Linked DNA regions of Homo sapiens: region 2 is linked to region 1. Evidence: chromatin loops called from intact Hi-C (ENCODE). Cell type or tissue: GM12878. All regions are shown on one strand. Links, peaks and the distances in the headings refer to the core of each region. The heading gives the core; the rest is flanking DNA.

Region 1 (5,365 bases), core at 83-5,082:
GAAAACACACTACGGAGGACATTTCTGGGACAAGTGTCATTACCGAAGTTGTATGATCCACGCCATCATTGCCTGTCAATTGGATAAACAGTGTGATACTGATGTTGCCTGATTTTGATCACTGTTCTGTGGTTATAGAAGAAAACATCCTTGTTCTTAGGAAACACACCCTAAAATAGTAAGGGCATCATGCCTGAAACCTGCTTCCAAAGGGCTCAGAAATAGAAGGAGAATGATAAGCAAATGTGTCAAGATGTTTAAAACGAGGTAAGTTTGAAATTTCAAAACAAAGGCTGGGTGTGGTGGCTCACATTTGTAATCCCAGCATTTTGGGAGGCCAAGTCGGGTGGACTGCTGGAACCCAGGAGTTCAAGACCAGCTTGGGTAACATGGCAAAACCCTATTTCTACTACAAATACAAACATTAGCCAGGCATGGTGGCATACACCTGTAGTCCTGGCTGCTGGGGGATGGAGAGGGCTGAGGTGGGAAGTTTGCTTGAGCCTGGGAGGTCGAGGTTACAGTGAACTGAGATGGCACCAATGCACTCTAACCTGGATGACAGAATAAGACCTTGTCTCAAAAAAAAAAAAAAAAAAGCTGGGCTTGGCTTATGCCTGTAATCCCAGGACTCTGGGAGGCCAAGGCGGGTGGATCACCTGAGGTCGGGAGTTTGAGACCAGCCTGACCAACATGGAGAAACCCTGTCTCTACTAAAGATACAAAAATTAGCCAGGCGTGGTGGCACATGCCTGTAATCCCAGCTACTAGGGAGGCTGAGGCAGGAGAATCGCTTGAACCTGGGAGGGAGAGGTTGCGGTGGGCCAAGATCGCACCATTGCACTCCAGCCTGGGCAACAAGAGTGAAACTCTGTCTCAAAAAAAGAAAAAAAAATTTCAAAACCAAAAGGTTAAAAACTATAATAAATAAAATGAAAAACTCCGCTGAAGGGTTAGAAGTCAAGGAAATATCCCAGAAGGTTTAAAAAAGTAGACAGAAGAAAAAAACTAGAATATTAGAGAATAAATCCAGAAGGTATAATGCCCAATTAACAGAAATCCCAAAACAGAAGAACAGAAAACAAAAGAAAGAAATTGTAAAAGAAATAATACAAGCAAATTAGCAAGAACAGGGCCTAGGAAGTAGCCAAGATAATGAATGCAAAAGCATCACCAGGGACATGAAGCAGTTTTAGATCAGCAAGGAAAAGCCTGAAGGCTCTTAGAGAAACACAACACCTGGACTCTGGATCAGGAATCCAGTGACATTCATTTCTCATCAGCAGCAGTGCCAGCAAGAGACAGGGACTAAGCGTTCAAAATCCCAGGCCAGTTCTCAACTTGAAATTCCATCTCTCACCAAACTGCCAGTTCCAGGGGTGTGAGCTCAAGGCACTTGCCGATACGCAAACTCAACACTGACTCGGGGGCTCACCTTCCCAGCTTGGTGACGCCCCCAAAGGATGCCTTGTCCTAAGGACTGGAGGAAATGGGGCTTGTCAAGGTGCTGGGCACAGTTAACCTTCAAGAGAGCCCAAGGTGTGTGTGGGTGGGGGCCAGGCATAGGGGGCTCCCCAGGGTGATTCCCTCCCACAGACCAAGTGGACACATGGGTTGGGCCAACCATGATCCTTCCCTGGGCATGGTGTGACCCCAGCTCGGGCCTCTCCACCTTCAGGGTCACCTCCTGAGTGTGTTCTCCCCCCACCCCTCCCCTAGGCCTTCCTGTGTCCCCACGGCCCCAGGAGGAAGTGTGACCGCCCTGGTGTGGCACTGGACATCCCCTGTCCGGCAGTGCCCCCTCTGACTTTCCCGGAGCCAGCCCAGCCGCAAACAACCTGGCCCCTTGGGACACAGGTCTGGGGCGGCCCCTGCCACGGCCTGGCCCAGCCCTGGGAAGGCCGGAGAAGCCTCTGTCCCCAGCAGGTGTATGTAGTGAGATCTCTGAGTCCCACCCCTCCAGCCCTGGAGCCACCTTTTCCTGCTGGGTTGCCTCGATCCAGCCTCTCAGCCCCTTCCTTTCCTTTTCTGGGAGCTGGTGCTTAGCAGGGGCCATCTGCTAGGGGAGCAGAGTGCGGGAAAAACGCCCCGCACCCAGGGCCAGGGTCCTCGTGTTGGGGTCCTCTGTGGGTGCCTCCTGTCCTCGGTCGCAGGAGGGACCCCGGACATCTAGCGTGGGCAGTGAGTGGAGGCCCGGGCCACCCCCTCATCCACTGCCACGGGTGACCCCATCCCACTTTTCCGCGTCAGCCCTGACTGAGGTCACCGGCCCCTCCCCAGGCAGCCCTGCCTCTGTCACCGTCCGGTGTGCGGCCGTGACTCAGCGACCGGCCCCGCCCAGTGGCGGAGGGAGGAGCGGGGGTCCCTCCTGGCGCTCCTGGGCAGGCGCGGGCTCCGGCAGCGCGACAGGTGCGGCCTCGCGGCGATAGCGGCACCCACCTGGCGGCCCAGGTGGGAACGACAGCGGCCCGCCATTCCCGGCCTTCTCGCGGGACCCACTCCACGGGCGCCATCTCCCGGCCCCAGGCCTCCGAGCTCGTGGTCCTGGGGGTGCGTCCCCGCTGCCAGACAGTGCTCGGCGGGGGAAGTGCGTGCTGAGTGCGGGTCCTGGGCCCACCCGAAGCCCCGGTGCCGCGTCCCGGGGGGAGTGCGCGGAGCTGAGGCCCAGGCCCGCGCCCTGCGTGCACCTGGCGGTCAGGAGAGGTCGACTGCGTGGGGAGGGGGCGCAGGAGCGCGGGCCGGCGGGCTGGGAGCTGCAAGGAGCGCGCGACCACGTGCAGCCGGGCTGGACCGCCGCGACCCCGCACCAAGTTAGGGCGTGCAGCCCTGGGCCCTGCCTGAGAAACATCCCGGGGCTCACCTTGCCCGAATGCAGACCAGCTCAAGTCCCAGCTTCCCGGCCTGGGACGGGCGGGGCGGCGAGGCACAGCCGGTCTCCCAGCCACGCCCGCCCTGCTGTGCCCGCCCCCGCGGCGCGCTGGGGAAGGATGGCGTGGCTAAGACTCGGGTACCCTGACAGAGTCCGGGCTTGACCCCCGGCACCCTCCATTCTCCGCAGACAAGAGGCAGCCCTTAGGACACAGCGCCCAGAGCAGTAACCTCTTGCCCTTGTCCCGCCCTGACCCGCTTCCCCTTTTCCGCGTGGCGCCAGCCGTCCCTCGAGTGGAGACACCTGGAGAGGCCCTGACCTAGTCGCTCTGCAGAGCTGCTTGGGCGAGCTGCTGGCCAGAGCAGGAGGGGCGGGACGGGTTAAACAGGCTTTCCCTACCTCGGTGCCCCGCGCACACTGGACAAGACATCTGCTCCCCGGCCTGCTGCCGCGGGGAGAGCTGGAGGAGCTGACCAGCTAGCGGGCAGGAGAGGGTCCGTGCGGAGAGTCAGCGAAAACGACTCCCCTCCCTCCCAGCCCTAGAGTTATAGCCCCTTCCACGTTTTTGAGATAGGAGGCAGCTGCGAATCGGCCTAGCCTTCCTCTGCGCTCCCTCCTCCAGGGCTGGGAACTCCTCCCTCTCTATTCCACCCCTACTTGGGCTTCCTGCACGAGCAGCTGCTGGGCAGGTGCTATGCCAGGTACAGGGGCTATGCCAGGTACAGGGGCTATGCCAGGTACAGGGGCACCAGCTTCACTGTGGAGGACAAGGATGCTGTGCCCCAAGAACCAATGCTCTAGGGCAGAGAGTGGGTGAAAGAAGCTAATAATCAATAGGAGTTGATGGGAGGTCGTGGGTGGCATGGGGGCATGCCAGGAGGAGGCAGCCAGTGGGACAGCTTTGGGGGCAAAGGAACAGCCAGACGGTGGTCAGGGCGCTGAAGGAGTGGAGGGACAGGCAGCGCCCACTCTGTGGGCCTCCAGCACCAGGGGAAGGGGCTTAGATTCTACCCCGAGGCAGCAGGTAGCCTTGGGAGCAGCGGGGATTTGAAACATGGGGATTCATTGCGGAAGCCGAGGCCCTGGGGTGGGAAGGGTTGCAGGACGCGCACTGCCAGGGAGCAGGCATGGCCACATGAGGCAGGCTGTGGCCTGGGACGGTGGTTTCTGGCTTTAGCCCTGTGAAGAGGGTGGGGGCTCCTCGGTTTCATCTCCGTTTCTGGCTCCTCCCCTGCAATCTGTGACCGCAGCTAAGAACCACCCTGAGGGGAAACACAAACTTCAGGCCTCGCTGCCTCTGGGGAGGAAGGAGTGGGACTGGAGGGGGGGGGGGCGGCCGGAGCTCCTGGGGTGGGGTCCACAATGGCCAGGTGGAGAGCAGACCCTCCCCACTCCGTGCGGCTCTGGGAGGCCACAGGGGAATGAGGCCTGGGGAAAGGAGCCTTCTTCTCGGGCCCAGTGGAGGGTCACAAACGGGCCTGGGGCTATGCCCTTGGGAACAGAGGGAGGAGCAGGCACCCTGGTCTCAGGTCTCACACACGACACACAGAGGCACTGAGCACGTCTTACTCATCACCGAAAACTGAGCCCCTGGGTGTCAGGCAAGACGCCTGGGGGGTTTGCTGGGCCACCTGACGGCCTCCTGTCCCCAGACTTCCTGTCCACACGGGAGGGCAAGCAGCCTCAGAGCCCCTGATGGGCCACACATCTCACATCGCAGAGCCCTCTCCTCTTTTTTGACAGGAACTGGGGTACAGAGAGGTCACGTGGCAGGCACAGGGCTGAGCCGGGCCCAGAACCCAGGTGTCCGACTCCCAGCTCAGGGCTCTTCCAGGGGCCTCCTTGGTTCCTGCTCACAGCGGGGATGGGGAGCCTCAGGTAAACTGCAACAGGGATCCTGTCTCCAGAAGGCCTGGAGCAGCGGGGGTGGGGCGGGGCAGGGGAGTGGGGTTGAGGGACTCTCGGCCTGAGTGTCTGTGTGCATTCAAGCCCCTAACCCTCGTGTAGAGTGCCCACACCGCCCTCCAGAACCTTCTGACCTCCCAGAATGTGACCTTGTTTCTGGCTAATTACCCTGACCCAGGAGACTGCCTCAGTTTCCCTCCCTGTGAAAACTCCACAGTCTGGGACTCTCCTCCAGTGGTGAGAATTGGACAAAACATGCAGAGACCTGGTCTGGGGACCAGGTGAGAATTGGACAAAACATGCAGAGACCTGGTCTGGGGACCAGGTGAGAATTGGACAACACATGCAGAGACCTGGTCCTGGGACCAAACAAGCAGCACCTGGCCACTCACAGCCAGCTGCCCAGTGACTCCGCAGGGGTGGGGTGGGGGGCAGCCAGCTGAGCCTTCTGAGCTTCAGTCTGCGCAGTGGGGCAGGAGAACCAAGCCCCAAGCTGGGCACCAGCCAGGAGACAGAAGTGTGGGACCCTGGCCTTGTCCCTTGAGCCAAAACTCAGAGGCAGCCAGGCCGAGTTGCAGGAAACCAGCCTTG
Region 2 (5,365 bases), core at 245-5,244, 270 kb after region 1:
AAGTGCTGGGATTACCGGAGTGAGCCATCATGCCTGGCCTGGAGGCGATTTTTGAAGCCAAATGAGGGAGGATGGTTGCCCTGCGGCAGCACCCTCTGCTGGGTGTTCCTGGGGGCGTGCGTGGAGCCATCCCCCTTGGCCGTGGCCGCCTCTACTGTGGCTTAGCCGGGTGTGTTGCTGGCCTTCTAGGAGAAGAAATTCGGATGCCAGAGATCTCCTCCCTCCCGAGGAGCTCAGTCGTGAGCTGGCGGGGGCACTCCCCATACAGGGCCCCTTTCTGTCTTTGCGCAACCTGTGTTCATGTTGAGAGTGGAAGCGGCTGGCAGCACTCGGACGTTTTTCAGTTGCTGATTTTGAAGTTTTGTGTTAGTTTTACTGCAGCCAAGAGGCACTGCCGGCAAACTGTCCCTGACGCAAAGATGGGCTCCGTTGTGGAGAAGGCTGTGTGCATTGCCCGCAGACAGCTGCAGAGCGCCGGGCATGAAGGCTGTGAGTGCAGCCCTTGGCTGGTCAGCTGCTGCAGGCGGCGGGGAGCCAGGACACTCGCACAGCCTTCCTGCAGGTGCCCGTGCAATCCAGCAACACTTGCAGAACGCTGAGAGGCGTGGCGTTCCCGGGAGGTTCTCCAAAGGGACCTCTGGGGCAGCTCCCGGCTCACCGTGCTCACTTCCCGTCCCGCGGCTCCTGCACCCACACAGAGCTCCCCCTGGAGCCCCAGACTGGTCATTCACGGCCTGAGGAACTGAATTTTGCTCCTGCTGAGAAAATGACTGCTCTGAGGCAACTTGTCCTATGACAACGGAGATTTCCTTTGTTTTGCTATATTTTCCCTTCCCCTCCCCAGCCTCCCTTTCTTCACTTAGTAATCCATTGGACAGGCCCTCTTGATTGACAGTTATGGCTTGTTTCCGCATGGGGCCTCTGCCGAAGCCTAATCGTGTGATGGAGACCAGTATGTTTTCACCTGCTCAGGCGGGTGGCCATACGCTTATAGAATTGGTCACTTGGGCCAGGCGCGGTGGCTCACGCATGTAATCCCAGCACTTTGGGAGAATGAGGCGGGTGGATCACTTGAGGTCAGGAGTTTGAGACCAGCCTGGCCAACGTGGTGAAACCCTGTCTCTACTAAAGATACAAAAATCAGCCAGGCATTGTGGCAGGTTCCTGTAATTCCAGCTACAGGAGGCTGAGGCATGAAAATTGCTTGAACCTGGGAGGCAGAGGTTGCAGTGAGCCGAAATTGTGCCACTGCACTCCAGCCTGGGCGACACAGCAGGAGTCCATCTTAAAAAAAAGTTGAATTTGTTACTTTAACTAAACTGTAGAGCCTAGCGTCTGCTTTCTGTTAACTAGTTTATTACCCAGTAGGGTGGTACCTTCCCTCTACAGTTTGTCTAGGACTCTCAACTCCAAACTGACAACAGTGTAACTGTCTGTTTCCCTAGACTAACATATCAGGCTGCTCTTAGAAGGCTGGTAGAAAGCTAAGCTAATTGTCCCCATTTTCTTCTCCTATGGGAGCTGGTGAGGCCCCATCTGCTGCTCTGAACTGGACTCTGTGTGAATTCTTCCTCAGACAGCTTCACCTGAGTCCCCCTCGGCTGCAGCGCCTGTCTCAGTGGACATATGGCCTTGCTGGGACAGGGAGGTGGTGATGGCGGTGGTGGTGGTGGTGACGGAGGTGACGACGATGATGGAGGTGATGGCAGTGACGGTGGAGGTGACGGTGATGTAGGTGATGATTATGGAGGTGGTGGCAATGATGCAGCGATGGTGGTGGGGATGGAGATGGTGGTGGTGATGACGATAATGGAGGTGATGGCAATGATGGTAGGGTTGGCAGTGATGGTGGTGATGGTAGTGGTGATGGTGATGATGATGGTGATGGTGGTAGGGATGGAGATGGTGGTGATGATAGCGGTGATGGTGATGATGGTGACGGTGATGATGATGGTGATGGTGGTAGGGATGGAGATGGTGATGATGGTGACGGTGATGATGATGGTGATGGTGGTAGGGATGGAGATGGTGATGATGGTGATGGTGATGGTGATGATGGTGATGTTGGTGGTAGGGATGGAGATGATGGTGATGATGGTGATGTTGATGGTGGTAGGGATGGAGATGATGGTGATGATAGCGGTGATGGTGGTGGTGGTGGTGGAGGTGACGGTGATGACGGTGATGATGGAGGTGATGGTAATGGAGGGGACTGTGGGAGAGTGGGTCGGTGGGCTCGTGCCGCCATCTGGTGGTAATGACTGAGTATTACATGGAGTCTAGTTCTCCCTGCCCCCAGTTAGGTGTAAATCGCATTTTGACATATTTTTGTTGTGAATACACATGAAAAATGACAGTTTTCTGTGCTACTTAGCTGCTAATGATCGAACAGGAAAAAGAAACTGCTTTGACTCTGCCATTTGGCTGGAAAATATGGTAACAGTCCAGGGAGAGCTGCCCCGCTCCTGGAGCTGCTTGGCAGTGCAGTTCCCTAACTGTGCCCTGCTCCCAGCCCAGGATCCGGTTGTGGCCGTGGCTGAGGATGGCCGGGAGAAGCCGAAGCTGCCGAAGGAGAGAGAGGAGCTGGAGCAGGCCCAGATCAAGGGGCCCGTGGATGTGCCTGGACGGGAAGATGGCAAGGAGGCACCGGAGGAGGCACAGCTCGATCGCCCTGGGCAAGGTGCTGGGCACTGGCTGGGGGTGCGGATGGGGAAGGGCGGCCCCGGGTCCTCCTTTGCAGGCTGGACACCCTGCGGGGTGGCTCTCAGGGCTGTGTGTATCTTTTTCCCTTCAGCCCAGCCTAAGTTCTGGTCCTTTTTGTTTTCTCTGTCTTTCAATTCAGATGAATGTCCTGCCCCTCCCAGAGCAACTTGTTTGCAGCTGCCCCTGTTGAACTTTAGCATCAGCTGTGCTTGGCCAGGCAGCAGGGAGGCCGGCAGGGGAGGTGGTATCTGTTGGCCTGTGTCACACTGTTGGGAGCCAGAACCCAGGGAAGAACCCAGTTCTAATTCCCTGGGAAGGGAAGGAGGGGCCTCAGCCTGACCCCATCTGTCCCCCGTGCCCTTGCAGGGATTGCTGTGCCTGTGGGCGAGGCCCACCGCCACGAGCCTCCTGTTCCTCACGACAAGGTGGTGGTAGATGAAGGCCAAGACCGAGAGGTGCCAGAAGAGAACAAACCTCCATCCAGACACGCGGGCGGAAAGGCTCCAGGGGTCCAGGGCCAGATGGCGCCGCCTCTGCCCGACTCAGAAAGAGAGAAACAAGAGCCGGAGCAGGGAGAGGTTGGGAAGAGGCCTGGACAGGCCCAGGCCTTGGAGGAGGCGGGTGATCTTCCTGAAGATCCCCAGAAAGTTCCAGAAGCAGATGGTCAGCCAGCTGTCCAGCCTGCAAAGGAGGACCTGGGGCCAGGAGACAGGGGCCTGCATCCTCGGCCCCAGGCAGTGCTGTCTGAGCAGCAGAACGGCCTGGCGGTGGGTGGAGGGGAAAAGGCCAAGGGGGGACCGCCGCCAGGCAACGCCGCCGGGGACACAGGGCAGCCCGCAGAGGACAGCGACCACGGTGGGTGTCAGCCTGGGCTCGTGTCGGAAGACACTCCCCTCTTGGGCTGGGGAGGCTGGGCAGGGGCAGCAGAATCGATGGTTCCTCCCTCAGTCCCCAGTCTCTCTCCCTGCACCAGATTAGCATGCAAATGGAGCGGGCCCCGGCAGCTGGTGGGGACAGGAAGAGGCTGGTGGCTGACAGCTACTGTAATATCTGTCACACAGTTGTTTGCCAGACCACTAAATGTCAGGTGCCGCGCTGTGCTCGTGTGTCTGGGCGCACACGGGGGGCGGCGCGGGGGGCGCCTGACAGGTAACACGTTGTTAAGTGCCCGTCTAAGAGCTGCTTAGGACAGTTCTTGCATTTTAATTGCGAAGGCAGTTACCATTGGCTCATTGCCACAAGCCTATGAGGTTGTTAAATATTTTTTTATTGCTTCGCTAGTAATCATCAGGTTGAATATAAACTGTGCTGACGGGGGTGTCACTTTAGAAACATCTGCCACTTCCTTTTGTCCCGCCCTTGCCTTCTGTCCCCCAACCCCCCAAACCCTCCCTTGACTTTCCTGCAAAACCTTCTGAGTCTTCACCGTGTGTGCAGGTGGGAAGCCTCCCCTCCCAGCGGAGAAGCCGGCTCCAGGGCCTGGGCTGCCGCCCGAGCCTCGCGAGCAGAGGGACGTGGAGCGAGCGGGTGGAAACCAGGCGGCCAGCCAGCTGGAGGGTAAGGCCTCCGCCCTACAGCCGCCTGCCTCAGGCCCAGGGAGCGGCAGCCCCCTCCCCCAGCCCTGGGGTGATGCCCAGGTCATCCTCGGGAGCCCTGCCAGGCCCCCCTTCTCTTTCCAGCCGCCTGCTGAGCAGACCCCTCGGAGAGCTTTCTGCTCCCTTCCCATCAGCAGCTTGCTTTCTGGGAACCTTTTATCTGCCTTACTCCCCTTTAAACACCTGCGGCATCGTCACATGGCTTGTGATTACCGTTTTATCTCCCTTGCTCCCCTTTAAAACACCTGCGGCATTGTCACTTGGCTTGTGATTACCATTTCGTCTTTAAAGCAGGTTTGTTAACAGTTTTAACACTCGGAGTATTTAAAGCCAGCCAGGTGTGGGCGTGCCTGCACCCAGATGTGGAGGTTTATTTTAAGGCTGTGCCCCAAGGGGACCCAGTTTGGGGGTGGCTGTGCCCGCCCTGGTCCTAGCATAGCCCTGGCCCAGAGCACTGCTCCCACACCCTCGGGCCTCGGAGCTCGGCTGTGTTCATCTACAGGGATCTGTCACCTGTCCCTCCAGGAAAGCTCCTTACGCCTTTGCTCTCCTGAGAATAAAACTTGCTCTGAATCCTCCTCCAAACTTCTCGCCCCTTGGGTCTCAGCTGTTGGCTTTTTGCGACCCCTCCTTGTGGCCTCATGCAGTTGGGTAGCAGCAGCCCCGTCTGTGAGCCTGCTGGGGACAGGCTTCTGTGCCATGTCCTCTCCCAGGCTAGGGGTCCACCCGCCCTCTGAGGGTGTGTGGCTGGGCCCCCGCTCACCAAAAGTCACGTGCATTTGGTGGCAGTGTCCAAGCCTTCTCTCAAGATGGTCAACCCTGCCCCATGCGGGGTCCACGTGTGCCTCAGCATTGAGAGGGTCTGTTCCAGGGATCTGTGTGGGGGTCGCAGGGCACAGCCGCTCCAGCCTCCTGTGCCAAGCCCCTGGGAGCAGGTGTGGGAGCTCCGGGCCAGCCCTGGCACGGGCACCTCCCAGGATGTTCGTAAGACACACGCTTCCTGCCCGCGCATCTTGCCCTGTGGCCTCAGGACAGCCGGTCCGAGGGAGGGCAGGTGCAGCAGCCAC

What was found. A loop is a pair of places that touch in the nucleus more often than their neighbours do. Peaks named below come from ENCODE experiments on the same cell type or tissue, not always from the same donor. Only the 100,000 strongest peaks of a DNase experiment are listed, where the experiment ranks them.
Region 2: a loop joins it to region 1, with 2.9 times the contacts of the local background. A loop is called at or near these places in 7 of 110 quality-filtered maps.

The regions. Positions count from the first base shown.
Region 1 is chr17:81,516,598-81,521,962 of GRCh38, reverse strand. It overlaps a transcript of FSCN2 not described here. Among named protein-coding and RNA genes, the nearest start is that of ACTG1, 6.5 kb to the right of the region's middle. RefSeq lists enhancers at 1,929-2,038, 2,049-2,098, 3,793-4,416, 4,549-4,788, 4,417-5,042 and silencers at 2,229-2,388, 2,529-3,078. In GM12878, for the core only: CTCF peaks have their summits at 2,479 (motif pointing left) and 4,000; DNase peaks (open chromatin) are centred at 4,082 and 4,434; H3K4me3 peaks cover 3,753 bases; H3K27ac peaks cover 3,320 bases.
Region 2 is chr17:81,250,388-81,255,752 of GRCh38, reverse strand. It overlaps SLC38A10 (solute carrier family 38 member 10), which reads left to right. Exons shown (of 16, transcript NM_001037984.3): 12 at 2,513-2,680; 13 at 3,070-3,558; 14 at 4,141-4,260. Among named protein-coding and RNA genes, the nearest start is that of NDUFAF8, 14 kb to the right of the region's middle. RefSeq lists enhancers at 355-1,046, 3,405-4,072. In GM12878, for the core only: a CTCF peak has its summit at 2,245 (motif pointing left); no DNase peak of the experiment used is centred there.